Linked DNA regions of Mus musculus: regions 2, 3, 4, 5, 6 and 7 are each linked to region 1. Evidence: chromatin loops called from intact Hi-C (ENCODE). Cell type or tissue: heart. All regions are shown on one strand.

What was found. Hi-C counts contacts between places; a loop is a spot of excess contacts. Peaks named below come from ENCODE experiments on the same cell type or tissue, not always from the same donor. Only the 100,000 strongest peaks of a DNase experiment are listed, where the experiment ranks them.
Region 2: a loop joins it to region 1, with 6 times the contacts of the local background. A loop is called at or near these places in 9 of 42 quality-filtered maps.
Region 3: it touches region 1 in a loop (6-fold over the local background); 2 of 42 quality-filtered maps call a loop at or near these places.
Region 4: it touches region 1 in a loop (6-fold over the local background); 2 of 42 quality-filtered maps call a loop at or near these places.
Region 5: it touches region 1 in a loop (2.6-fold over the local background); 3 of 42 quality-filtered maps call a loop at or near these places.
Region 6: a loop joins it to region 1, with 2.7 times the contacts of the local background. A loop is called at or near these places in 3 of 42 quality-filtered maps.
Region 7: it touches region 1 in a loop (2.6-fold over the local background); 3 of 42 quality-filtered maps call a loop at or near these places.

What each region holds. Positions count from the first base shown.
Region 1 is chr3:40,949,596-40,953,595 of GRCm38, reverse strand. Larp1b (La ribonucleoprotein domain family, member 1B) reads right to left here and starts at 2,946. Exons shown (of 10, transcript NM_001040399.2): 1 at 2,912-2,946. In heart, a CTCF peak has its summit at 2,037 (motif pointing left); DNase peaks (open chromatin) are centred at 2,845 and 3,885; H3K4me3 peaks cover 2,174 bases; H3K27ac peaks cover 1,658 bases.
Region 2 is chr3:41,081,389-41,085,388 of GRCm38, reverse strand. Pgrmc2 (progesterone receptor membrane component 2) reads left to right here and starts at 2,343. Exons shown (of 3, transcript NM_027558.1): 1 at 2,343-2,794. The coding sequence starts at 2,395. In heart, a CTCF peak has its summit at 2,325 (motif pointing left); DNase peaks (open chromatin) are centred at 2,178 and 3,398; H3K4me3 peaks cover 3,027 bases; H3K27ac peaks cover 2,858 bases.
Region 3 is chr3:40,796,858-40,800,857 of GRCm38, reverse strand. It overlaps Plk4 (polo like kinase 4), which reads right to left and starts at 907. Exons shown (of 16, transcript NM_011495.2): 1 at 575-907. The coding sequence starts at 604. In heart, CTCF peaks have their summits at 773 and 2,183 (motif pointing left); a DNase peak (open chromatin) is centred at 847; H3K4me3 peaks cover 1,515 bases; H3K27ac peaks cover 1,459 bases.
Region 4 is chr3:40,523,716-40,527,715 of GRCm38, reverse strand. No RefSeq gene overlaps it. Among named protein-coding and RNA genes, the nearest start is that of 1700017G19Rik, 2.8 kb to the right of the region's middle. In heart, CTCF peaks have their summits at 2,156 (motif pointing right) and 3,994 (motif pointing left); no DNase peak of the experiment used is centred here; H3K27me3 peaks cover 769 bases.
Region 5 is chr3:41,585,890-41,589,889 of GRCm38, reverse strand. It overlaps Jade1 (jade family PHD finger 1), which reads right to left. Exons shown (of 11, transcript NM_001130184.1): 3 at 868-956. Among named protein-coding and RNA genes, the nearest start is that of Jade1, 32 kb to the right of the region's middle. In heart, no CTCF peak of the experiment used is centred here; DNase peaks (open chromatin) are centred at 2,159 and 2,799; H3K27ac peaks cover 930 bases.
Region 6 is chr3:40,743,445-40,747,444 of GRCm38, reverse strand. It overlaps Hspa4l (heat shock protein 4 like), which reads right to left and starts at 1,832. Exons shown (of 19, transcript NM_011020.3): 1 at 1,661-1,832. The coding sequence starts at 1,767. In heart, a CTCF peak has its summit at 1,947 (motif pointing left); a DNase peak (open chromatin) is centred at 1,994; H3K4me3 peaks cover 2,559 bases; H3K27ac peaks cover 1,844 bases.
Region 7 is chr3:41,597,473-41,601,472 of GRCm38, reverse strand. Jade1 (jade family PHD finger 1) reads right to left here. Exons shown (of 11, transcript NM_001130184.1): 7 at 1,284-1,451; 8 at 1-106. Among named protein-coding and RNA genes, the nearest start is that of Jade1, 44 kb to the right of the region's middle. In heart, CTCF peaks have their summits at 442 (motif pointing left) and 1,535 (motif pointing right); DNase peaks (open chromatin) are centred at 1,062, 1,452 and 2,012; H3K27ac peaks cover 1,266 bases.

The DNA of each region.
Region 1 (4,000 bases):
GTTGAGTTTCTTAGGAGCTGCAATTACACATATCCTCTAAAAAAGCACTATGCACTCTTAAGCTCTGAGCCACCTCAGCAGCCCTACCACCTCACTATATTGCTTTGGCTGGTCTCAAACTACAAGGTATAGTTGACCCTCTAGTCTCAACTTCCGAGTAGCTTGGACTATAGGCATGTACCACTGTACAGCTTATTATCACACACCCCCCTTTGAAACTTCATCTTTTAGAAGATTCCTTATTTTTATTTTTGTGTATGTGCACCACCCATGTGAGGATACCCTCAGGGGCCAAAGGGCAATAGATCCTCTATAACTGGGTGACCCAGATATGGGTGCTCTGTCAAAAGCAGTAAGCACTTTTAACTACTGAGCTATCTGTCCAAGCTGTAGCCCACCCTATTCAGTTTTCTTAGGAAAACAAGAAGGAGGGCATGGCATCTGGCTTGCATGTAGAAAGCACTCTTGTTTTAAGTAAGATTTGGGAGCCGTGGCTCCTTCATGACCATTACCTCAGCCTAGATGGAGGTCTGGGTTTGTTGCTAGCCTCTATAATTCAGAAAAATGTTTATCAAAACAAACAACAAATAGAAGACATGAACCTATCCATGTCATTAATTTACAAGAATAATGCCAAAAGTCAACTAGCTAGTTAGTAATAACTATACTATCACCCATTTCTTTCAGCAGTACATTCCTTACACCACCACTCTAAGTTACCCATTAGACACTGTAGAACAGCTTAAGAGTCAGCACTGCCACCCTGCCACAGATCTGAGGAAAAGCATTCCCAGTACTGCAGTGACCCCAGGATGTAAGAGTTGTTAATACAGAAACATTGGTGCAACTAGAGCTCCTTTTGAATTTGAGAAAGGTCTGTCTACATAGCCCTGGCTGTCCTGAAACTAAGTAGTAGATTAGGCTGACCTTGAATTCAGAGATCCACTGCCATTCCCTCAAAAGTACTGGAATTAAAGGCCTGGCTTCTGATTTTCTGAGACCTTGGTCTTGAGTGTAATCCAGGCTGGCTTCAAGCTCATAATCCCCTTGTTGGAATTATAGGTATGGGCCACACTCCCAGTAAGTCACTGTATCCTTAATCTAAGGAGGACTGGAGATCCAAGGCACAAGTAGGTTAAACTGTCAAATATTTTTCCAAGTAATCTGCAATAAAATTCTTGGGGGGAGGGGCTAGAAAATCTGCACATACAGCTTGATGATAAAGCACTTGCCCAGCAAGCACAAAGCCCTAGGCTCATCCCCATGAGGGGGGAAAAGAATCTCCAGTTTCACTTTGAAACGTTTTAAAGTCTAGAAAACTGAGTTTATAAAAACTCGGAGCCAGGCGGTGGTGGCGCATGCCTTTAATCCCAGCACCCGGGAGGCAGAGGCAGGTGGATTTCTGAGTTCGAGGACAGCCTGGTCTACAAAGTGAGTTCCAGGACAGCCAAGGCTGTAAAGAGAAACCCTGTCTCCAAAAACCGAAAAGCAAACAAAACAAACAAACAAACAAAACAAAAACAAACACACAAAAAACTCGATTAATATTTCATAGTTCAATAAATATTATAATGCCTAGTACTCTGTGTAAATCTAGATATGGAGGGGTAACAGAGTGATCAACAGGTTTCTCTACGAAATTTTAAGAAGACTTGATATACCATGTTCTCTTCACTTATTTAGCAATGGTAGTAAACTGCTCTTTTCAGCAGGCCAGAATTGTACTAATACAAGATGGAGAGCAAAACTCAGTGCTTTTGTTTTGTTTTTCCTTAAGGTGTCAAAATTTAGTAAGAATTAATAAGGAGAGCAGAATGTCTATAATCCCAGTATCTTGAAGAAGACAGTGACGTGAGGATCAAGAATTCCACAACCCCCTGGGCTACACAAGTAGATAGTGTTTCAAAAAGCAAGCAAAATAACAAAAGCAAATAAGTTAGTGAGCATTTCTGCGTGCAAAACCTAAGAAACTAAATTGGTTCTGCGTGCAAAACCTAAGAAACTAAATTGGTTCAACATTTATCTCCCCCTACAGGAGAGATAAAACAATCACAATTGTACAGGATCCCTTCACCGCATTTGACCCTCACAACCCCATAAACATGCTCAAACTTCGGCTGTTCCACCAACTCTCCCCAGACCAGCGAAAACTTGCCAACAAAACAGCCGCAATTCCCACAGAAAAGTTCAGTTATTTTAGTGCAGTTTTATTAAAAAAAGAAAAAAAAAGAAAAAGGAGAGTTTTACTCAGCATTTCCATTCTAACTTTTTTCTTTTTGACTTCTCTTCGAACGCCTAATCCTCTACATCAATCGGCATACGCCACCAAATACAAGCCAGTCTTCATTTTACTTTCTAACTGCAGTTGCTGCAACCCAAATAAAGCCCCAAGGGCCATATTGCATGGGTCAGCATTCGAACGCAAAGGCACAACCCAATTGCTAACGCGCAGGCTACCGTGGGACCAGCTGTGCGATCCGGACTCTGAATCAACTGTCCTGTGTCAGGCATTCTGAAACACAACCACACAACCGCAAAAACACCTAATACCAGCTGCCTTCACAGCCACATCTACCTAGCAGCTTTTCGAGACTTTCGTTTCACCACCTCACTTCAGGAGCCAGCCCAATCGGACTTCCACTTACAAATCCGCTCGTCCCGACTCGCCTCTACTCTGTGTCAAGTTCCCGGAAACTTTTCCACGGTATTCACCGCGTCTAGGACGCCGACACGTGAAGGCACGAGCCCAGCACAGCCCCGCTGCCCAGTCACCCACGTCGTGCCCCTACCCGTCAAGGAGAACCTGAGGTCCCACCTCTTCCTGTCGCTCCCTCTCCTAGATGTCCATTTATGTAAATCGGCACGGTGAATGACACCTAGGAACCAAACACCTCCCGCGGACCGCACTCACCGGCCTCCGGGGAGTCCTGAGCGGGCGACGGCACGCCGGTGCCCACGGTGGACAGGTGCTGCGGCAGCTTCTTGGTCCACGGGTTCCCCTTTGGCGGCGGCGGCGGCGGCTTGTCCTCCGGGCCGGCTGCCGCTGGGTCCTCGCGGGCGTCCTCCGGTGGGTCCCGCGGTGCTGGCGGCGGCAGCGGCGGCGGTGGTGGTGGCGGCGGCGGAGGCGGCGGCGGCAGCGGCGGAGCCTCCCCGCCGAAGGGACCCCCGGGCGCACGCGCCTTGTGCGCCAGGTGCAGCGCCAGCGGCCTCACGGGCACGGCCGCTTGCGGCACGCTGTGTCCCAGCACGAGCGCCGGCGACGGCTCTCCCCGCGCACCCGCGCTGGTGGCGGCCGCGGCCCGCTCCTCCCTCGCCTCCTTGCCCTCCCGCTCGCCGGGCGCCGGCTGCTCCGCCCGCCGGCTCGTCGCTGCCAACAGCGCGTCCCGGTCTCCGGCCACGGCGGGCGGGTCCTCCCGGGTGGCAGCGGCGGGCACCGGGGCGCGAGCGGACATGGCCGGCCCCTGGCCCCAGCCTCCTGCCCAGCCGGGGGCCGTCCGGGTCCAGGGAGCCCGGCCGCCCCTCTCTCCACACGGGGGCACCGACCCGCTTCGGTCCTGGGACGCGGAACCCGCCCGCCGAGGCGTGCAGCGCCCGGCGTGCCCGTCCTCCCCGCCCGCCGAGCGGAGCGCTAACCGCCCGCCGCCTGGCCTCGTCGCAGCGCACGGCCGGAGCTCGCCACTCGCGCCGGGCGCGCCCGAGCCGCGAGCCCTCAGCGGGCGCGGGCGACAACGCGGCGCTCCAGCCAGTCTGAAGGATCTCTGGCGAGCTGCGGAGGCGCGCGCGGCCTGAGCCGGTAACTGTCCCTGAGGGCGGGGCATGCAGAGGGCGAGGCAGCCAGGGGCGGGGCGTGCAGAGGGCGAGGAAGGCTACTGGGCGGGGCGTACAGAGGGCGAGGAGGGCCAATGGGCGGGGTGGCCAGGTAGGCGGGGCGTTTATAGGCTGAGGCGGGCCGATGGGCTGGGCGTGCGGAGGCGGAGGCGTCCAAGAGGCGGGGCGCGCA
Region 2 (4,000 bases), 130 kb before region 1:
AGTTACTGAGGTATTCAAAGCGGGAATATTCTACTAGAAGACATTACTATGACAGTGCAAAAATAAAATGAAAAAATAAAAAACTCCTTTGGACTAGTTCAGGAGGCTAACCTTAAGGATAACCTGTTCAGAGGACTCCAAGTGAGAGTAGGGTTTCTAATGTGAAGTCAAGACATTTGTTTTAGGAAGGGCATAAAGCTTTCTGCTTCACCAGACAGTATCAGCAATCCAACATTGCCCATCCCATGTAGGAGGCAACAGAAATACAATGCTTTTCAATTCTTCTCTTCTAAACCACTTAAGCGAAGCACAAATTTATCTCATAATTTAGCTCAGAGTTATGCCTGGCCAAGTTAATACCAGTGGTTCTCAGTTGGTAGCACCCTCCAAGGGAGCAAGTCTGCACTAGTAAGGAAGAGGTTTTTCCATGTCATAATGCCTTAAGTGACCAGCCATGGCCCCATGTCCAGTACAGTCTTCCCTAAGCACTCCCCAAAGCCATGTAACAAAAGGCAATCTCACTAAACGGTAATGTTTTAAGGAGAGCCTGTGACCCAATTCTGAACAGAAAGATGCCTACTATGAAACCTCCGAGATCCTTTCTTCCTACTGCCATTATTTCAACTGACAGATACTTGAGATTGCTACCACCGTTCTTTCCCAAAACCAGTTTCCATCACTGACATCTCCATTTTCTGTTAGCAAGTCCCACAGGAACTGTGACTTCTAACCCTTCTGGTGACTACTGAGGTTGGCCTGTGCCAATCTGGCTTTACTCCCGTTCTTGCAGTGTAAAGATTATATGGTCACTTACTAATTCTCAATTAAAGACAACAGCTCTGACTCAAAAAAAAAAAAATTCTCAGACTGGGATTGGCAAAATATAGCTTACAGGCTGTTTCTATACCTACTCAGGGGCTGAACCGACTTTAACGTTAAGTGATTTAAAAGTCATAATGATGGGCAAGGGAATGTGCTTGCTGGTATGCAAGTTCATGGCCATCTTCATCTACATATCAAGTGCAAAGCCAATCTGGAACACACTGAACCGTCTCAAAAACAAAAAGACGGTATTTCATGACAAATTCAAATTTCGGTGTCTCTAAGTACATTTTTAATAGAAACACTATCATGCTCATTCTCTATTATTTATGTAACAGTTGGGACAGAGAGACCTTATGGCCCACAGCACCTAAATATATAATCCATTACAGAAAAAAATTTCAGCACCTTCCCCCCCCCCCCCCCCAAAAAAAAGCCACGATGAGTCTTATGTACAATGGCTGGTTTCCCATCCTTTCGAGTGTTAAAACCTCTCTAGGGAAGTTATGATCACCAGTACCGTTAGTGGGTAGGGCTCTCCTGTCCATTGACACTAAAGACAGTTACCTAAAAACTAATAGCAGCCAGAAAAGCCCATCCCTACTTTTCTATACTGTTCACGCCAAAGCCTGAGTCAGCTCCTTTCTGAGTCAGCTCCTTTATGCCGGGTAGCTCACCCCTAGGCTGCCACCATTCGTCTATACCTGTCCCCCACCCCCGGTTGTTCAAAGTTATAAGGAACTGGCCATTCCCTGGATGCATCTTCCTTCCTCACAAGCAGAGTGACAGAAGCCTGTCAAACTAGCTGAGGGCGCGAGATGGGTGGAATTCACACTGGAAAGCACTCTCGCAGGCCCCGAGCAAGGCTATGGAGCTAGAGCCACAGGCTGCTTTATCCGCGCACGCCCACCGCCGGGGAGCAAAGCGCAGAAGAGCTTGCGTCCGACTCCTGTTAGGAGCACTGCCCAAAAGCAGCGTGGGCCGGGACCCGAGTGTCCGGCGCTGCTAGGGCTAGTGCCCGAAGCCCAGCTTCACACGCGGCCCCGCAGCTCACGCTCTATTGCGGCCTCCGCCGTGCGTCGTCACAGACGCGAACCAGCCGTCTCAGAGAGAAGCCGCTTCTGGGCGCACGCGCGCGCAGCAGGGAGGGGTTGCTAAAAAGAGCCCAGCGCGTGGCGTCCCAGGGCCCGCGCACGCGCCCTGACGGCGCTCCGCCCATACGCGCGAGTACGCACGCGCACAGCCGGCTCGGCCCACCCCCCCCCCGCCCCACGCACACTCTATTTTTCTTCAGCCCCGCCCTTCCCTTACACTCCCCAGGCTGAAAGCGTTGGGGCTGTGAGAGCAGGGAAGTGTGGGGCGAGGTGGGCGGGGCGTTGCCCGCGCGCGCTGCCAGCCAGAGCCCGAGCTGCGAGAGCGAAGCCAGACAACGTTACCCAGCCAACAGCCAATAAGCAGCCGGCGCTGCCACGCCCCAGCCCCTCACGTGATTGGCTGAGCGCCGCCTGGTGGGCAGGGCCGCGGGCTTGGGGAGGGCAGGGGGCGGGAGGAGGAAGGCGCTGGCGGGCAGTGATGGCGGCGGGTGATGGGGACGTAAAGCTAAGCACCCTGGGGAGCGGCGGGGAGAGTGGCGGCGACGGGAGCCCGGGTGGCGCCGGAGCGACGGCGGCGAGGAGCAGTTGGGTGGCGGCGCTGCTGGCGACGGGCGGGGAGATGCTGCTGAACGTGGCGCTGGTGGCGCTGGTGCTGCTGGGGGCCTACCGGCTGTGGGTGCGCTGGGGGCGGCGTGGTCTGTGCTCGGGACCCGGGGCGGGCGAGGAGAGCCCGGCCGCCACGCTGCCGCGCATGAAGAAGCGGGACTTCAGCCTGGAGCAGCTGCGCCAGTACGACGGGGCGCGCACGCCGCGCATCCTGCTCGCGGTCAATGGGAAAGTCTTCGACGTGACCAAAGGCAGCAAGTTCTACGGCCCCGGTGAGGAGTGAGGGGTGTCGGGGTGGGGATCCGGGACACCCTATCCCCGCCGCGGCCCCGCTCCTGGACCGCAGCCCCGCGCACGCCCCCAGCTGCGGGCGTCGTGGGGGGCTCAGTGGCGCCCCACAGACCTGCGCTCGGCGTTCCTTGCCTTTCCCAATCCGTATCTCCTCGCAGCTTTTCCTGGGGCTGAAATTCTCAAAATTGTTAAGAGTTGTCTCTAGTCACGTTGGCGTTCAACCTTTCCTCGGAGCGTTTTGATTTCTGGGCTTTGTCGGGGCAAGAGGGCTAAAGTGGCGATCCAAAGTTTTTGGCCCAGTGTTAAGACAGCTTTCTTCTTATTCTGGGTTGTCTGTTTGACACTTGCCTACTTTTTCCCTTCTCCGGACTTGTCTGCCGAGAGTCAGGGCTAGGGACACGTAGTTTCAAGTCCCAAGCCCTGGAGCTCGGTTTCACAACCACCCCGGACTCGTTTTCATTCTTTTTCTAAAAAGTCGGTTTGGGCTCCAAGATGCTTTCCAAGATTAACAACTGTATGTAAAATGAGGACGGACCAGAACGTAAACCTTAATAAGTAAGACTGGCAAAGATATTGGCCCTGAGTGTAGGGGGTGGAGCTCATCTGCCCAGGAGGCAGGCGTGTCTCTTGTCTCCGACTCTCTCAGTCTCTCCCTCCTTCCCTCCTCTCCTTCTTTCTCTGCTAATAGTAAAATAAGTATTCAAATACCCGTTGAAAATAAATTATTGTATTTTCCCTTAGCAGAATGAGACGCCTTGGGGGGGTGAGGGGGGGCACGAACCTAGAAGCGTCGAACTTCTCGCCCCCTGCCCTGCATGTGCTGAAGGTTTTACAACTTTACTTTCAGAAAATTACGTGGAAGGTAGTTGCCGTTAGAGGCCCTTTTGCAGTGTAGTGGTAATCTATATTGCAGATTGTGCAAATAAACTTCAGACCCCGGGTATCTGTTGGTAGCCCATAAAATTGAACAACATTGTGCGGCCTGGTTATGCAGTGCTTAATATTAAACTTTAAAGACAGAAGGGGAGGGGGAGGAGAAGAGAGAGCGTGAGTTGTAAGAATGAAGCTAGAGACCAAAGTGACCCCTTATTGGAAGGTATGCATCCAACTTTTAAGCTAGGTTTCCTTTTAATTTCCTTATTGCCCCTGATTGATTTATTGACACTGAAGACGCTTCTAATTTCTAT
Region 3 (4,000 bases), 150 kb after region 1:
TGTCTGGGGTGGAAGGCATCTTGACGCTCTGAGAGATTTTCTGAGCTCCCTCCCTGATGGAGGCTAAGGACTCTAATGAGCTGGTTAGCTCGGGTCCCTCCTCTGGCCCACCAGGTTCCCGCCGCAGCTCCCGCCACGGTAACCGCCATCCCCGGGGAGGGGGCAAGCGGAGCGCGGCTTTGGAGGCGGGAGTGCGGACCCGACGCCAAGGGACCAGGACCGGGCGGGGCCCGCAGCTGGAGACACACCTGCGGGGTACAAGGCGCTCCCCTCCGGGCGGGGCTCCAGGGGGCGGGTCGCTTCGCCTGTCCCTCGGCGATCAGCCCCGCCACCGCCACCGCGCCTGCCCGCCTCATCCCCGCTTTACTAGTGTCACTGAGCACCAGTGAGCGCCTGAGCCAGACTGGGCCTCAGCCTCAGCCCGCTAACCCGTCTGGTCTCCCGTGTGTTTGTGCCGAGCCACAATGGACCTCCCCTCAGCACTGCGCTCGGTTCACCTCAGCTCACTGGGTCCCGGAATACCAGAGTCCGCCTCCATCGGACCTTCCCTCAGCTCCGCGCCCGCCGGCCTCACCTCGATCCTCTCCCCGATGCACGCCGCCATGTTCCCGAGCCGCCGGCGCCCGGGGCTCGGCCTTCTCGCAGTCCCTCCGAGGCAGCGCTCCGAGAAGCCAGCAGGTCTTGGCGCCCATCAGGACGCCTTCTCTACGCCGCCGCTGGCGACGCCGCCAACGCCACCGAAAGGTACCCCCGGTACCTCCCGAGGCCTGGGCGGCGCCCCGGAGCTCCCATTTTGAAAAATTCCCGCCGGTCTCCGAACGAGCCAGCCTGGCGGTGACGTCAGCACACTCTCCACTTCTTAGAGGCGGAGACCGACACGCATGCGCAGCAGGGGCTTTCCCTCGCTCTAGGCCGGAAGTGGGTTTTAAGTTTGACGGAAAGCGGTCAGTGTACGACTGACCGTAGCGCGGACGCTAATAATAGGTTACGTTTTGACCTGAAGGATAATAGGGCTTTGGCTTCCCGCAGAAAGTCTTTTAAATAAGTGTGTAGGTTTGGCCTAAAGAGAACTAGGGGGAAAAGTCCATTACTTTCCTTAGAACAGCCCCGAACCCGCCAGCCCACCATGTACACCGTTGTGCCATTTTCCTTTTTTACAGCTATTAATGTGTGGTGCTTTAAGATGAACTGTATAGGGAAAACACCGACTCTAAAGTAAAAAAAGCCTGGGGATGTACCTAAGTGGTAAAATGCTTTCCAAGCGTGGACATGTCCTTGGGTTCTAGTTTCTTCTTTCCCAGCAACCCGCTGCCCGGACAGATATTAAAGGTTGGACACAGCGACGCACTGGGGTTGAGTCAGTCCATTCTTGGACTCTAAGGAGTTCCAGGCTAACCTGGGCTACCAATCTTACAAATTTATTTTGAGCCATATGTGAGTGACCTAGGCTAAGTCATTTTCCTCTAAAAATGTTTTGAAGAAAGAGTAGTGGTATGGATCTTTACATTAGTTGCTAGTAAATAATCCGACAGGGGTTTGCTTTTTAGCCTAATTGTTTTGAGATTTTTTAATCAGATGCAAAAAGATCCAAAGTAGTGACTTGTTTTCTGAAGATCCTCAATAGTGTGTTCTCTCTGTGTCTGTGTTTTATCTCAACTCCTAATAGTGTTCCAATCCAGGTCTAGATTGCTATCCCCAAATGCCAGTGATTCCAGGACAAGAAGTGAGGCAAGGAAAGATTCATTTGGAAAGACAGCAAATCAGAGATGATGGCACCTGGGTGGTCAGGGGGTCTATCAACAAAGATGAGTCGTCTTAGTGGGGGCCTGTGTCTCCAAGGGCAATTTATAGTTAGGAATAAGAGGAATAGGCTAGCGGGCACTTTTAAAAGGTTCTATGCTGAGTGAGGTCCTCATTTAGGACCTTTTTGTCTTTGGCTGCAGTATCCTTGAGACAATTAAGGCCAACCTCCACACATATTTAAATGAACACGTTATCCTGCAAGCAAGGCATCACTTCACAAGTTTCATGCTTTTCAGACACTGTGCACATCTCAGGGGTAGGAGATACCGACATAGTGAGTGAGACCTAGCTGCTGTGGGAGAGAGCCATATTTGCCTATCAGTACTCAATGCTGTCAGCTAGCCTCCTGTTATCCACGTCCAGGGGCTCTGATGCCACCTTCTGGCTCCTATCGACATAGCACTCATGTACACAAACCTATACTCACATAAACTCACGTTATAAAAATAAAATCTACAAACAAAAAAGCTGATCTCATGTACAGAACTTTCTCAAAGCTGTTTGAAAACAAAGCACCGTGCCTGCCGGATGGAGCTTGTGTGAAGATACTTTATAATGAACACGTAATTTACGTACACACAGGAATGATTGCACATCAAAAACAAAAACCTGCAATTTAATGGATTCATTTGTAGTTTAAGGAATGTTTACATTCATAGAAGCACTCTCAATTTTCAACATGATTTAACATTCTAGAATTCTAATTTCAAGCACACTGGCATATTAGAATTTCCCTTGCAGTGTCTTAATAGGCAAATAAGATTATTATGACTCAGGGTCATGCTATGCACCTCAGGCTGGCCTTGAATTCCAGAGCTAGATTTTAGATGTGTGCTACCCGATCTAGTTTCATAGATGATTTAGACTGTTGCTTAAAAGTCTTGCAGATGTCTTTGGTATTCCTGGGCTTTATTTTGTGGCCTCAGAGTTTTTGTAAATATTTCACATGTATTTAAAGTTTATCAGAGCCCATTAATAGTCTGTTGATATAAATCCATGCCCTCGTTACTTTTTGTTGCTTTATATATTTGCCTTGTGTTATCACTTCATTGTCAGCTGCAGTCTATGTTCTCAGACCTGTGTCAGAGCTCATATATATTTCTAATGAATTCTCTATAATCAAAGAATACCCTCTTTATGCTCTAAAGTTTTAATTTATACTACTCATATTTACAGAAACATTTTTTTAACCTGTAGAATCATTTTTTCTTAGCCTTTCACTTACCTTTTTGTATGTTCTTAGCATAACTTTTTCTCTACTACATCTTTTTTTTTTTTGGATCTTCTATAAGCCACAAATACTCTTCAAACTGGCAAATATGATGTCATTAAAGTAGCTATCAGTGTTTAGGTTTTTATTTACTTACTAAGACAAGGTCTCTGTAGACCTGACTTTGTACTTACTTGCAATGGACACCCTCCCTCTGTTTCACTAGTACTCACCTGGCTACTAGACTTTTTAATGTGATTTCAATGTTTTCTTCTTTTAGCAATGGATTACAATTTAGTTTATGTTATCTTCTATTAATTTTATATTCTTGTCATCTCTGATCACTAAGGAAATCAGTTTTATCCTGTTGACAGTGAGATTAAACAGGTGGCCAAAGCATCACTGCGGAAAGTGTGCTCACTCTGCTGACATCATGCTGCCTGTGAGACTTCCGGGCTGTGTGAACCATCTTGAATCTATGTCTTTATCCAAAGGGGGAAATTTTGTAGATAAGTTAGTAAAGACATGCTTATAACAGTCCTTTCTTACCTCTAAAACATTCTCCTTCCTCATATTACCTAACTAGAGAGCTTTTTTTTTTTTTTAAGAAACCCTTTCAAATTTTCAACTCATGAACAGCTGACTGTAGCTTAACCATCTAAGACTTTTAGAATATGTGCATTTCATTGAGACTTTGAGACTGGGTTTCTCTGTGTAGCTCTGGCTGTCATGGAACTTGTTCTGTAAAGCAGGTGAAGAGATCTGTCTCTGCCTCTGGAGTGCTGGGATTAAAGGAGTGCACCACTACCACCACTCTGTGGCTGAGATAATTTGGAAATTTAAAGTGTATGACATAAATGTTTTTCTAGATTGAGGATACATATCCTTTTTTTACAAGCTATCTTAATCCCCCCAGAAGATTAATATTGCATATATTATATTTATTTTTTTATCAGGAACAGCAATTATTTTTATTAGTATGTTCCT
Region 4 (4,000 bases), 430 kb after region 1:
GTTCCAAAGGACTCCCACGTAGAATAGATTCATCAAATCAACCTATCTCCCAAGGTTACAATCAGCACATTTACTATTAAAAAACAAAGGCATTCGGACCCTTTGAGAAGCTGCTGAGATGGAGATTTCCACGCGTGAAGTTTATTGGGGGATGCAGGGGGTGGAGGAGGGGAATGAAGGAGTCACATGGGCAGGAGGAACACTTCAACTGCAATAGAGTCTCAGCAAATCTTCAGCCAATTCCGTGTCCTTAGCATGGGGTGGTGTCGCGGAGTTGTCCTGTACTAAAGCAAGTGGGAGAGATCCTCGCATCCAGTAAAGACATTTGCTTACGTTATTCTTTCCAGTGAAGGCGGTTACTAGGGACTCAGCAGAGGACCTACGCTGTCAGTGTCCTCAGCAGGATGAGGAATGGATGGGTTCTGAGAGAAAGGGCAAAGGAGTGGGAGGGGGTTAAAGACAGGCTCCACAGCATCTAAGGAACAAACGGAAGCTCAGTAGCCCGTATGTGGTGGTGCACACCAGCCTGTCATCCCCTCACTCAAGATGAGGCAGGCAGGTCATTCGAGGGCAGGCTGGGGTAGAGAGAGACAATTTGTCTTAAACAACAGAAGGGGATATAGAGGAAAGACGGAAGGAGGGGAGAAGTAAGAGGGGGTGGTGAAGGAGGGGGCCAGGCTTGCTCGCCTGACATGGGCTTCTTTATTAGAGGGTTATCAATAGACATTACTGCAACATCTGGATGTTGTACCGTGGGGTCCAAAGCTGGACCAAAGCAACAAGGACAGATGGAGTCTGGGTGCTTTACGACTTCCAAGACCCTTCTCCAGCCTCGCTGGTTGTCTCTGGAGTCCAAGCCACCGCTGGCTCACCCACGCAGCCTTACTGCAGTGGCCATCTGTGCTTTCTGTGCCTTAGAGAGAACATGCAGCCCAGGACAGTGAATGGCCAGCAGCTCAGTGGGCCAGTACTTGCCTAACTCATGCCGAGCTCTGGGTTCTATCCATAGCACTGTCAAAGAAAATCAAAGTCCTAATCACTGGCTTCTCTCTATGTTGTGCCCTTCTGCTGCAAGGACAACACATACCTAGCAAGTCTAGATCTTAATTGTCTAAGTAGCCAGGGCAATGTATTCACGTAACTAAGAAGTGAAGAAATGAGAGGAGATATACACTGACATAAGGCAGTGGCTGCACGGGACGCAGGTGTCTTCATGGTTACATTAAAATCATGCCATAAAATTTAAAAACTGTGCCACTTCCAAAGCCAAAGCCAAAGCCAAAGCCAAAACCAAAGCCAAAGCCAAAACCAAAACCAAAACCAAAACCAAAACCAAAACCAAAACCAAAACCAAAACCAAAACCAAAACCAAAACCAAAACCAAAACCCCACAGTATTTCAACTGATGAAAACCAAACCCTTTCTTCACAGGGTAAAACAAATCAACTGAATGATGTAAATATTAGCAAGAAACACCAGCCTGGAAGTAAATGGCTATGGACTGTTCACATGATCTAACACGTGGATTAATGCTAACCTCCAGAGACAAGGTTCCTGGACAGCCGTTTCTGGGTATCGGGAAGCCATTCTTTCAAAGGTGTTTTCTCTCTGAGTTGTATGTGTTGTTTAATTTTAAGGAAGTTATGATTGTTCAAGTCCATACTACACTTAAAAGTGCAGGCTATAATAACTTGAAAAGACCCTTCAGGTCGAAATACAAGGTGATGTCACGATGCTTTGAAGCAAGTAGGAGTCTTCCCAGTGTGCCATCGACTGTGCAGCGCAGGTCTCCTGGACCTACAGAGCACAGGGGTCTTGAACCACCCAAGCATAGAGCAAAAGTTGGACTCGCTACTTTTGAAATCTCCTGACTAGAAAGGTATTGGGGAAATTAGTGATTGGCTTTTTCAGAAACCGAAATATTGAAATCTCACTTTCTTTTAATATAGTAATTCATTTAAGGGTATGAGGGTAATAGGGTATTACACCTAGAGGAGAAAGTCTCAAAATTTTTAAAATGAGCTAGTGTGAAAAACTCATTGGCACTGAATATGGATCCTGTATCCCAATATTATTATTGTTTTAATTATATATATATATATATATATGGGCATTTTGCCTACATATCGGTTCACCATGTGCATGCAGTACCTGAAGCGACCAGAAGAGGGCATCCGGTCCCTGGAACTGGAGTTCCAGATGCTTGTGAGCCATCATCATGTGTCTTAAACGCTGAGCCATCTCCCCACCCATAATGGATAACAAAAATCAAATGAATCTTGTCAAATCTGTTTATCTTGCTTGGATATTCCTGATTTTTCAACATGTTGTTCCTTTGGATAGTGAGCACTCATAAGTTAGCTATTGCATCTGTTTAACTCACAGCATGGAGTTTTTCCATGGTTCTTGGAGGAAACGAAGACTTCTTAGTTTTGTTGGAAGACCTTCGGCAACTCGGTTCTCACAAACTCCTCTGATCTTTTATGATCACTGTCTTGATTATTTTTTGGCAATTTCATACTACCTAGCGTTACCTTGGAAGAGGAACCTCAACTGAGAAATAACTTCCATCAGATTGGCCTGTATGCATGTCTGTAGGGTATTTTCTTGGTTACAGATGGATGTGGGAGGGCCCACCGGGAGGACCCATCCCACTGTGGGTGACGTCATCCCTGGGTAATGAGCCTGGGTAGTAAGAGAAGGCAGGCTGAGCCAACCTAGGAAAGCAAGCTAGTAAGCGGTGTGTCTGTGGTTTCTACTTCAGCTCTTGCCTCCAGGTTCCTGTCCCGAGTTCGACTTACCTGGATGACAGACTGAAACCTGCAAGCCAAATAAACCCTTTCCAAGTTGCTCCTGTTCGTAGTGTTCCTCACAGAGCAGAGAGCAGACTACGTTATTCACCTTTCCCCTAGCTAGGCTGAAAACACAACGTTTAGAATTTGACATCCTCTCTCACCTGCCATTCTCTGTAAAAGCAAACTCCTCCTTAAAACCTTGTTTTAAAATTTTAATTTAATTTTAATTTTGTTCCACACTCCCCTTCTGTGGCGTCTCGGGTCAGGTGGAGTGTAGCTTCATGGCAGGGTCTTTTCTATCTCCTAGACTGCATCAGCTGTTAGATTCTCTTGCTGAGGCTCCCGAGACCCTTCCTTCCCTAGTTCATCCCGTCAGTACTCTGTCTCAGCGACAAGAAACAGATGAGGACACGCATGCATCATCTCACACTGTGTCCCGTGGTCTGTGCAATCATTAAATACCAGCTGAAAGTAAAAACTGGATTTCTAACTCCATCCTTAGCAGGTCTCTCACTGGTGTCACTGATTTTATTCTTATATTTAGGCATTTTTATTACAATATTCTTTTAAAGATCTTTCCCTGGGATCATAATGAAAGCGCCGTAAAGCACAGCACAAACCATCCTCCTCCTAACACATTCCTTCTCCTGGTCCAGGCCATGGGCTGCAGTGTGTGTTTTGTGTGCTGCCTTCTTTGGGGAGTGGGCACAGAAAGGTTGTTAAGAATACTGTTTTTGGGCTGGGGAGACAATGCAATTGAAAAAGTGCCTCCCTTAAAAAGCTTGAAGATCTGAAACCCACCACTTTTCATGCCAACCTAAAAATTTAATTTAAAAAGCAATTTATCTTTGACTTTATTTTAGTGATTTAATTGTTTATTTTGTCTTGGTGGCTTTTTTAAAAAATAGCATTGCAATTTGATCAGTCTGTGATAACTGGGAGAAAAATCAGGTTTACAAGTAGTTTGTAAATACGATGTGAAATCATTCAGGTGATTTTAAAAGATGATTTAAGAGATTTCAAACAATCAGCATAACCCATGTTAAATTAAGAAAGGACGAAAGGAAGGAAGGAAGGAAGGAAGGAAGGAAGAAAGAAAGAAAGAAAGAAAGAAAGAAAGAAAGAAAGAAAGAAAGAAAGAAAGAAAGAAAAATCCCCTTTTAGGTTTAAAAAAAGCAAAAGAGCGCCACCTTGTGGTTTTCAGA
Region 5 (4,000 bases), 640 kb before region 1:
GCTGGAACAGGTCTCTTAAGTGCTTTCTGGCAGGGGATGTTACTCCATCTCCAGGAAACTCCTCCGCTCCTAGACAAGGCACTCTCCAGCTATATGGGGGCAGCATGGGAAGGGACTCTGAGAAACACCTGTCGCTGTGTGACCACCACACCACAAGCCAACTGAGCTCATCCCACAAACAGTGCAATGCCAGAACAACTTTCCCACAGCTTTCCCTGAGAACCCGACAGGCTGAGACACCTGGGTCTCAATGCCCGGCGCCTCGGAATGGCCGCAGAGAAAGCAGGTCTCAGGACAACGGGGCCCCTAAGCAACCGAGGCTGGCGGGAGACAGATGCCTCTAAAAATGATTTTAGCAGGGAAATGAACAACGAAACGTAGGGCATCAGGGAAACATAAAATGTGAAAACAAATTGGGAAAGACGGGGAAAGCCTTAAGCATAACGAAACTCCCAGAGTCACATTGGCTTGTTGCCAAATAAGCCACAGATCCATGGCTAAAACTAACTTGAGGCTGGCAGTGACTTGGCAGCAGCTGAACCCGCTCATGTCCTGGCCAGAGGAAAACTTGTTGGGAGCCAGCGAAGACGGAACAGGAAAGGAAAAAAAGAATACAATTAATAATAATAGCTAACATTCACTGCGCATGATATACGTGTAACATGCTTTGCGTGTTCGAGCCTATATGTATTAATTAGCTCACTTCTTCCTGCAACAAGGCACACATCTGCTTCTCACCATCTTGCCGGGGTATAAAGTGGGGCACTTGCCCAGACCTGCACAGCATGGGGCAGGCATGTGGGCGGCAGGTTCGCATGCACTTACTTACAGCACACATGATCAAGGCAAGCAAGCATTCAGAAGTACCTCAGAAGGCTTTCGATCTTCAGGTCTAGAGCAGGTACTACTCCTCCCATGCTGGGATCGAGAATGCTGGGACCATGTCGTTGACAAGCCTGAGGAAACAAACATCCAAACAGGAACCATTAAAAAAAAATACAGGCTCAGTATTTGAGCGGCGATATGGCGCTAGTTGCACAAACCTGAGGACCAGAGTTCAGGTCCCCAGCATCCAAGTAAAGAGTTGGCATGGTGATGATAGGACTCTGAACGTCAGAGGTTTAGTGAAAGGCCTTGTCTCAGAAAGTCAGGCGGAAGAGACAAAGGAGAAGGCAGTCTATCCGACCTTTGGTCTCCACACCTATCTACACATCCTCACAGAGCACAAAACAAACAAGCAAAAAAGCACAGGTCACTGAGCTGTCAAGAGGTCTTTCCCCTACAAGAAACCTTCAGCGAAGGAGGAGAACCTGCAGTGCCATCACCCTGGCTGGCTCTGACAGGGTTCCTTCCTTCCAGTCATTTTCTAAGGTGATCACTGTCGGCTCCAGTGTACAGGGTGCTCTGCCTTGTGAACAGCGAGCCAAGAGAGCCTGCAGCATAATCCAGGCTCCGAGCTGTGCTCAAGACGCTCACAGACCCACACTGGTACATGAACTAGAAATCATGCCGGAAGTTTTCAGCCAGGATCACCGGGCTCAACCTAAGGTCCTGCCCAAAACACTTGCCTCCACGAGGCACAGAAAAATCAGAAACCTCCACACAGCTTTAACATCACCTACTACACTGCTCTTCCGAGGTGCCCCAATCCCTCCTGTAGCTGATCACCAGGAAACCCCAAATCCTAAGTGTTTCCAGGCCTGAAACTTTCCTGTAGCACTGAGCTCCCCTGCCTGAGATGCCCCCTTCAAGCCACACTGCCTTGCTCCCTGGGGCCCTAATTCTCACGGTCTCTCCATTTCCAAGCAGTTCCGAAGTAGCCGAGTCTCTAACCAGAACCCAGGGGAGCCTAAGAGAGTTGCACTCTTAGACTAGGCGCTCTCAGCTCGCTGCAGAGCCAGTATCACCTTGGTGGTAGACATCAACTTCCCAGTCATTCTAAAATCTGTCAGCTCTGAGCAAAAATCCCAAGCTCCGTGCTCTGCATGAACATGCTCACTTTCACCTCTTCCGGCCCCCAAGATGAATCCCACGGCCTTTTCTACCAGAGGCCAGAAACCCACAAGTCAGTCAGACTCTCCTCCTTCCTCCTCAGAAGGCAGCCAGTCAACAGCCAAGTCCTAGGCCAACCTTCCAATGCCTCAAAACCCTAGCTCCTCCTCCTGCCTATCCGGCCCTGCTGCCGCCCCTTCTCATGTGTGTGGCCAGCTACAGTGGCCTCTCTGCAGGCACACAACTGCAGCCGGATGGGAACAGCATTCCCAACCACCTTCATTTCTCCCCTAACTTACAGATAACTCATGTCACCTCCTGTCTGTCACTACAGCACCCGGGCACTGAACCCTGTCACTTCTCAGAAACTGACAAAACCCCAAGATGTTAAAAAGCAAAAGCCTAAGAGAGCCACCAATTTGACAGTGAAGCCCCCTGTCACTCAAGCCCTTCCTGGCCCAGAATCAGCAGACAGACACATCAACAAACTGAAGACACAGCTCCTGCACATATGCCTCTCATCCAATTCTTAGCCACAGCCACAGGGACTGTGAGAGGGCTGAGAAGGAAGGAAGGTCTCTGAGCTACCCTTCAATACCAGTACTAGATCATCTGGCGCCATCACTCCTGTGGAATGAAACTCCACCCTTATAGGTGATTCGTACCATTCTGTGACCACACCAGAAGATCCTCTGGATTCAGCAGGAAGTGGGGCTAGGGTGCAGCCTAGTGCACAGAGCCTGCCCAGCAGTCTCCAGACCCGAGGTTCCAGTGCCAACTCCAAGCAATAATAGTCCTTGGACTCAAAATGCATGGGAAATGCCACACACTCTCGAAACCATGTGAGCACACTGCGAATGAGACTGGTCGTCCCTGAGAAGGAAGTGTGGGTGAAGTCCACAGAGGACTCTGTGTCAGCCAGAGGCTTCTTACACCTTCCCTCCCACAACCCGGATATGGAGATAGAAAATGGGCATAAAAACAAGACATTTACTGACTATAAGCCAAAGAGAAGGAGGCCATGAATGTGAAAGGCAGCAGGGAGCATGGGCACAGTACAAAAGTTTGGAGGAAGAAAACAGAAAGGGAAAGTGATGGTATAAAATATAAGAATCCTAAAAATTAAAAATAATAAACCAAGGAACAGCCTAAAACTTCACCACCAGACTGTAAAGGATAAATAAACCATGACACATCCCTTCAGTGAAACACTAGCCAGCAATAAAAAGGAACACATTATAAACAGATGGGTGTGAAGCACGTGCTTCGTGTAACATAGACAAATACTGAAATAAATACACTCAGTGAATGAATCCAAGGAGCCAGAGTAGGCAAAGGTACACTACACTGATGCAAAGTTCAGGGAAATGAAGACTCATCTATCCCGACAGCAGCTCAGTGGCTGCCTGGGGCAAAGTTGGATGGACATGTTATTTTGATTTTGATGACATAATACATGCAAACACAGCTAAACCTCTCAAAGCATACACTTAAACATGTGCAGCTTGCTGTACATAAATTATCCATTACGAAGCCATGAGAAAGCTATCGCCACTAAGAAGCACCGTTCACAGTATGAAAACCTCCAGCCCCCTTCCACTGGTGAGACACAGAAATCCTAGGCTGGATGGGACCCCAATGAACGAGCAGAACAGGAAGTCATGAGACCTCCCTGCAACAGGGAGTCACTACTTCACAGAGAACATGCAGATATGACGTTCAGAATTCAGAGGAGTTCAAACCAGTCTGCACACACACAGAAAATTCTCAGTAAGTAGAATTTTGAATAGCAGATGATTTTTCTCCTTAAAAATGTCATGGGGGGGGGGGGGGCACTGGGTACTGCTGTAAGGGAAACCATCACAGCACGCCTAGAGCTGAAGACGGTGGGCACAGGAATACACTCCTAGTTTACCTTGTACAAAGATGTTTCTGAGCTCCCAAAAAATGAGGCACCATTCAGTATCAGTGTGGGGCCACTGCTCTCTTGTGGAATGCTTGCCTGTCC
Region 6 (4,000 bases), 210 kb after region 1:
TTACAGTTTGTACTATCAGCCCTTAAAACCCCCTAAACAAATTTAAATGAAAGAACAAAAATAGCAAATATGGGCATTGATTATTTGTCTGAAGCAAAATAATCTCAAAAGTCCGCAGTAGTTTTCATCCACTGAATGTTACTCCTCAAACACATGAAACCCAACCCCAAATCTACAAAGTAAAAGTAAACAAAAAGGTACTTATTGTAACATCTGCAAAAATAAAATATGAGCAACCTGAAAGCAGAATATGGGATGGAATTAATGATTATACAAACACTAAAACAATGGAATAGAAATACCTTACATAGAGGTTAGTTAACATAACGTCAAGTTTTCTACTTTAGAAACAAATAGAAAACTACCTAAAAGTCTTATTTTTGGATAGAATTTTAATTTTTAATTTTGCCTCTTCATGTACCTATATTTCTAAGTTTAATAATTTTTCATAATATATACTTAATAAATTAATAAATCATGAGTAAATTATTGGTCCTGGAATTATGGTGGTTATGTGGCTAATGTTCACATTTGTTTATCTAGAATTTCAATAGAGATGTGATGGGTCAATCTAGAAAAAGAGGAGGCCTAAAACATTGCAGACTACATTTGGAAAGAAATCAAAGCATTCTGTATTCACTAAAGCTACTCTGAAACATACTGTCACATTCTTAAACTACTAGAACTATTTTAACCTCATCATTTAAAGATGGTTTTACACTGATCTTGGCTGAATTAGTTTAATTTAAAAATATAGTATGGATCATTCATCTTTCCAAAAAAAAAAAAAAACACATGAACAAAATTTTCCTCATCAAATTATAGGTGAACAAGAGTGTACAAAGAGTTTTTTCTTGTGCAAGTATTAGTTGTGTTCTTTGCCAACAAACTTTCCAGAAAGGAGAAAGAAGTGAACGTGTGGACACACGTTTCCATGACATAATGCTACATAGTCTTTCATCAAGAGTTCATAATGGAAACACTCCACAATCCTGTTTACACAGGATCGTTGCCTCTGACTCACCAACAATTCACTCTGTAGACACGCACTTTGGGTAGTAGCTTCTAACAACGGCAATTTCCACTAACTGAAAGATACTGCCAATGTACAGCTAAGATTCCCATTGTCCGAGTCTCATAGTGAATGCACCGTTAACCTAATCCCTCCGGAAACTGGTCAGATCATCTCAAATTCTCAAGGACACCACCTCATCTCTCCTTTCTATAAACACACAGACAGATAAATAAATAAATAAAGCCAATGACTTCTAGTGTTAGGAAAACTGCCCTTCGTTTTCTTAGGTGTGCAATAACCAGGGGTCACTTTTCTGAGAAAGCTGTCGCTCAGGAGATGGGGGAGGGAGGGCAGAATGCAGAGCTCTAGCCGACTTCCTAGTACAGGATAATCCCAGGTCACCCCTCTCTGGTTGCCTCAGACCTTTCTTCCCTGTCCAGGACGCCATGCCGAGGTGGCCCCCCCATGGCCTCCTGCAGCCCAACGCAGGGGCCCCAGGGTCAGGGATGTCTGCGGCAAGCAGAGATGAGGCGAGCCGAGCAGCCAGAGGGAAGCCCCTGCCCTCCTCGTCTGGCTGTAGACGCTGCACCTGTCACAGGGGGCGTCCCGGGCCCCACCCCAGGAAAGGGGGCGTGCGGCACTTACGGCGTGCACCTGTCGCTGTACTCGTTGGCGATGGTCTCGATGCCGCCGCTCCTCGCTACAGCGATGTAGCAGTTGAGGAAGCCGAGGTCAATGCCCACCACCGACATCCCGCTTAAGGCTCGGGCTGCGGAGACCGCGTCCCGCTGCGGGTCCCCACTGCGGGCGCTGCGACTCCTGCGAGAAGCAAAGGAGAGGACCCACTCTCTATCGGAAAATCTAGGGCAGGGCGTCGGAACTGCGGAGGTGGAGCCGCCCGCCTGAGCCGCGCCGCCTCCGCCCGGCCCGCCGCCTAGTCTCCACTGCGGTTCGCCGCCCCCAACCGGCAGTTACTGCGGTCTGCGCCTGCGCGCTCGGCCCCGGGAGGCGCGAGCCACCGGTCGGCTGAGGCTGGGCGGCCTCGCCCTCGGCCGCTCCCGTCAGCGCTCGGCAACGGCTCGCTGCGGAGTGGCAGGTTCGAGAAAGAGCTGGAAAGAGGGAGGGGAGGCCGCGGAGCCGCGGGGCAGGGCGGGGCGGGACGGGGCGGGGCAGCGGTCGGGCGACGCCTGGGGGGGGGGGGCGAAGCCGTCTCCCGGCAACGCCGGGGCAGCGGTGTCTCGCGGACGCTCTTCTAAGCGCCGCCCTCCTAGCAGCGCCTCCCTCCTCCGCGTTGCTCTCCGCAGCACCGCTCGCTCTGGCCGCCCGCATCCTCCCAGGGTCCCCGAGAGCCACAGCCTGGGATCTCACCGCCGGCCTCGCAGCCCCGAGGGGCCGCCCGCGTGCGGCTCGTGCTGAGGCTCCTCCTGCAGCCCCTCTGTGAGGTGGTGCCCATTGTGCGGTGCCAGGGTCGCCCGCTTCTCAGAGCTACCCTGCTGCGCCCGGTCCCAACCTGTCACCTTCCTCCATGAAAAAGTGGTTTTCTAGGCCCTGGCCTGCTTGCCCAGGGAGCTTCAGAGAAGAAGCCTGCCTTGTGAGGAGGCGTGCTGCCTGTGTGCACTTGAACAAGTTTTAGCTCATGCTTACGAAGTCTGGCGGTCCTGGTCCTTTCCATGCACATCCCAGTGTGAATTTGGCTCTTTTTTATCCAGCCCCTGTGTCCCACGTTCCTTAGGGTCCAGTTCTTCATGTATCTGTGGGCTCTTCTTATCTAGTTCTTCATGTACATTCTGACCCTTCTCGTCCAGTTCCTGTGTCTGGTGACCCTTCTCATCCAATTCCTTGTGTAATCCCTCTTCCAGCTCGTCCAAGTTTTTGTGTGCTTCCTGTTTCACCTTGGAATTTGACACGGAATTTTTATCCGCATATTCAGTACTCTCATAGTCCGTATTTGTGCTCCTTCTTAAGTTACTCAATCGCTTCACTATTAACACTGCTGTTAGGGCGGCAGCAGCAAGTGTGGCAATAGCCCCCGCTGTTGCTATAATGAATACAAAATACATTTTAGGAACTATACCAAGTCAACTGGGACGCCACTATTGTTCCAACTCTAGTGTCTCTAAAGAATCTTTTTTGACTTCAGAGTCTGCAGGGGGCATGCTCTGACCCACTCAGCACTTTCTTAGGAGACCACCTACCTTGGCTTCCCAGCAGGCTGTGCGCACACAGAGCAGGGATTGGATGCTTCTGGCCCCTCAGAACTCTGGGTCTCAGTGGCTTCCACTACTAAGTTGCCCCATTTAGCCATTATCCTAAGGGATAATGATCTGCCGCTGGCTAGATTTATTCCTGGATATCTTGAAGCTCTCCTAGGACCACGAATTTCATTTTATTTGTGTATGATGTTTTTGGAATCTCACGTGTAAAAATTTTTTTTCCTATTAAACCCTTAAAATATTAAGTAAAAAGAAGGCATTGATGCCAGGAACAAAGAGTTCTGATTCTTTACAGCTAACAGGAGGAAATGAGTACTTAGTAGTTAAAACAGGACAAGCACTTGGAAGTTACATGGATTCATGTAGTAACCCCAGGCATACATAACCTTTACTGCCTCTAGGACCTTTGGCAATTACTTTCCAAGCCGTGGGCTCAGTGTCTCTTAAGATAATATTACTCCCTGGACTGTTTTCAGGCTAAATGTAAACACAGCATTTATGCATGACATCAACATGTCAATATAACTATGCTTAGCTGCTATTGGAATATAAGGATAATGGTAATTTATATTGATCCTGTAGCTAGGAAACTTGCTGCACTCTATTGTAGATTCTGGTTCTTTTAGCTTATTGGACCCTCTCGGTTTCAAAACATATAGCCTGTGAAGGACCTCCTTCATTTTGTCCTTTTATTATTGCTTTCTCTAATGATAAGTACGATCACCAATAAAATGTAGACTATAAGGAATAGTAGTGAGCATACTTGTCTCTA
Region 7 (4,000 bases), 650 kb before region 1:
CCCCGAATTTCTCATTGCAGAGGCTGCACACAAGCGCCCACCGGCTGCTGGGAATGTGAGACACTTTTGTGATGGGCTCCATCTTCTCAGGGCTGCCAATGCTTACCTAAAGATCCAAAATAGCCAGATGGGCATGACACGGATAATCAGAGTCGTAACACAGACCTGAGGGCTAGCCCCAGGGCCCAGCTCTGGACTAGCAGCAGCAGAGCCCAGAGATCAGCCCCCATTGATACCAGCTTGCCAGTCTTTATAGACCTCTCTACAAGTTTTCACTTCTTTCAAGTATCTGATAGCAAAAACATCTATCTTATCGTAACAAGGCTAGGGGCTGGAGAGATGGCTCAGAGGTTAAGAGCACTGGCTGTTCTTCCAGAGGTCCTGAGTTCAATTCCCAGTAACCACATGATGGCTCACAACCATCTGTAATGGGATCTGATGCCCTCTACTGGTGTGTCTCAAGACAGCTACAGTACATCATATATATCAAATAAATAAAATCTTTTTTAAAAAAAGACTTTAGATTGACAAGAATTTTTAAGGACTAAAAACCCATTGTAAACATATTTAAATAATAGAATGAGCAAAGAGATAAACTATATTTAATAGTATTACATCAGAACACATAACTATATTAAAAGTAAAAATCTAGCAAGATAAATATGGAATAATGAACTGCAAACTGGTTAATATTAAACCAAAAGATCCAGTGAAACTCCCATGTAAATCATACCCAGGCAATTTTCCTCTGGAGGGAAAAAAAATGCAGCAAATCACACACCAAAAATACTGGAATTTAAATGACAAATGATATTCTCATCACAAGCCATGCAAATTAAATTAGTTAAGGTCTGGGACTGGAAATAAATTAGAGCAGACCTGAAATTAACAAGGTGGAAGCCGAGGAAGAATTTAAATAAAGCTCACAGAAGTGTGACCTAGGGCACTGTGGTACTGCACTCGGAGTTTGGCAAACACAAACTGGCAGGGACAGTAGCATGGCTACCCTCAGGACAGAGCCGTGAAGGTGCCAGGCCTGGCCTGTGAGTGCTGTCATCTACGTGAGGGTTTCCAGAAATGGAAAAGTGGGGCTATTTGTGGACACCAGGCCACTGCTGCCTCCAGGAAGCCCCTCCACAGACCCGCTCTGCTCAGGATCAGCTTGGGGACAGAGGGGACCCAGCAGCTCTACTGCTGCCTGTGAGTCACTCACTCCCACCTACCCAACCCCAGCAGGAAACCAGGACTGTCTCAATTAAGATGCTATCAGAAAGCAGGCTTACCTCAGGGATCCACAGGGCACAGCTGACGTGGACCCACTTGGTTCCGCTGCGGGTCGGCTTCATAGCTCCGCCTTTCTTGGGACACAGCAAACATTTTGGCTGAACTCCCAGGGCACATGTACGACATAGCCAACTGCCCTCTGGCACCTTGAGGATCCCATAGCAAGCCTGTAAGGCCACAACTTTGTTATTTATGTGTATGGGTGTCTTGCCTCTATATATCACTGTGCCACACACTGTGTAATGCCCACAGAGGCCAAAAGAGGGTGCTGGATCCCCTAGAACTGGAGTAATGGCCTGCTGTAAGCAGCCAATGTGGGATCTAGGAATCAAGCCTTTGTTCTCTTGAAGGGCGGTCAGCAAGTCTTACGAGGCATCGCCCAGCCCCTATTTGTGAACTGAAAAACAATCTAGAAGGATTTTCACAGAGCCACACCAAAGTAGACATGCCCATATCCACCTAACTGTGATCCTGACCCTCGAGGAAATATGCCAGCCCACCTCCAAGCACCCATGTGCCTGAGCTCCAAAGACACGCCACATGTGTCTTCAGCACAGGAAGTCCCAAGAACTTGACAAGAGGGATCCTAAAATAACGAGTGTTGCTGTGGTGCGGAAGAGACCCAGCCATAAGACAGTTCCAACCACTGAGCAGCCAATGCTCCAACCTGGCTGCAGGCTTCAAGAGGGTACAACAGACCTCTCTCTGCTTTCATGATGGGCGTGACACGGAACGAAGGCAAAACAAAGCACCAAAGCCAAGGTGATAGTGGCTGGGCAACCATTCGCTGCTCAAGCTGGACACACTCCTCCTACTGGAGTCCAACAGAGTTCATGCGAACAGACAGCCGCAGAAGAGCGAGACATTTCAAAATGAGAGTTTGGTTTCTTTCGCTGATGTTTAAAAACAAAGCCTGTTTTGCACAAGTTGGCAAAATTACACAAGACAACCCAAACTGCAGAAATTAAGGCTTTTACAACTGAAATCATTATGCTGGTTTAAAGAAAGAAAAAGCAAATGTTTCAATAAGGGGAGTAAATAAACAAACCCATGGTAGTACCGGGAGTGTGCTCAGACAGCCCTTTAAAACCCAGACAGTTCACAACGTTATCCTTAAATGAACTGCAAGTCGGAAGTCACAGGAACCTGGCTCTATTTCTCCAGGCAGAAACAGCACAGCCACCATGAAATCCGAACGCCCAGGACACAAGAAGGAAAACACAAGGATGAGAGCGGAGCTCAGCAAAGAAACAGTAACACCGCAGTCCTGAGAGCTCCGCGCGGCCACGAATGAGCAGTGGTCAACAAGTCTACCAGCAAAGCAGTGTTCTTACAGATCTCAACAGTAGTAGGAGGGCTTCAAACGCCATGGCGTTCTAGAGCTCCCTTTGAAGCGAGGATCTCGTTTACTGGAAAGGCACATCTACACTAATCAAGTATGCCTTAAAGACAAGCCATGAAGAATCTCACGGAAAGTAAAATAAAGTGAGCGTGAAGTGTCGAGAGCAGAAGAAGCGGAAGTCATCAGGGCCAACTCTGCCACCCACATGCTAAGGTGTTGGCACACAGCCCTGATGGCAGCTTACAGACTTCTGAAGCACAGAGCACAACTGGATTTCAAGCAGAAATCTCGTAACAGCAAATGTCAGAAGACTTCAGGGTCACTAGGTCAATGAGAGGCAGCAGCAACAGTGGCAGTCGTGTGGCCTCCCATCACACACACCTCCACAGGGACTCCAGGGCAAGACGCCCTCTGGACCACAAAGCCCAGATACAAAACAGGTCCGTCTCAGGGTTCCCTGTGAAGATGAGCTGAGACGGGGCCACCGCTGGTGAAGCCATGGAGTTTTCTAAAGCCCTAGAGGTGAATTATAGAGAAAGGGGTAACCCAGATCTCTGAGTGTGGCAGTGAGTATGTGTGATCTCAGCACTCAGCGGCAGAGGCAGGAGGATTATCTCAGTTGGAGGCTATCCTGGCCTATACACTGAGATACAGGCAGCCAGGGCTATTTTAAAGAACAATAATAAAACACAGAGCTCAGGTCACACAAGCAACTTTCCACTTTCTCCGAGAGTCACTGATGGCCTCACAGAAAAGTACGTCAGGACAGTTTTCTAAATCACAAAACTGCCTGGTACACATGTCCCCACGCAAATCCACATCACTTGACCACCACATTCAAAGTCAAATACAGAACTCGACAGACAGACAGCTGTGTGGTTAAAGGCACTTGCTGCCCTTCAAGGACCCCAGTGTGGCTCACAGCACCTATATCAGATATCTCACAACCTATATGCCCAGCTGAGGGGATCCAACTTTCACTTCCTCCAGCATTCACACAGACAGACAGATAGACAGACACACACACCACCACAAAGTAATAATAAATCTGTTAAGTTACATGAGGGGTAAAAGGCCCCTGTATCTATGCTTAAGCTTTCTAAATTACCTTCACTAAAAGACAACAGCAAGCCCCCACCAAGGTGGGTCTACTGCCACCTTGAAATAATGCTCACGAAAAGGGAGTCAGAGACGGCTCAGCAGTTAAGAGCACTGACTACTCAGAGTTCCCAGCACAGGCAGTGTCTTACAGCCATCGCAGAGCTCCAATTCCAGCGGAGACCCCTGACGTGCTCTTCTGACCTCTGGGCACCAGTCGTTCTAGGTGGTGCACAGACATACACATGCACAATATTCATACACAGAACTAACCAA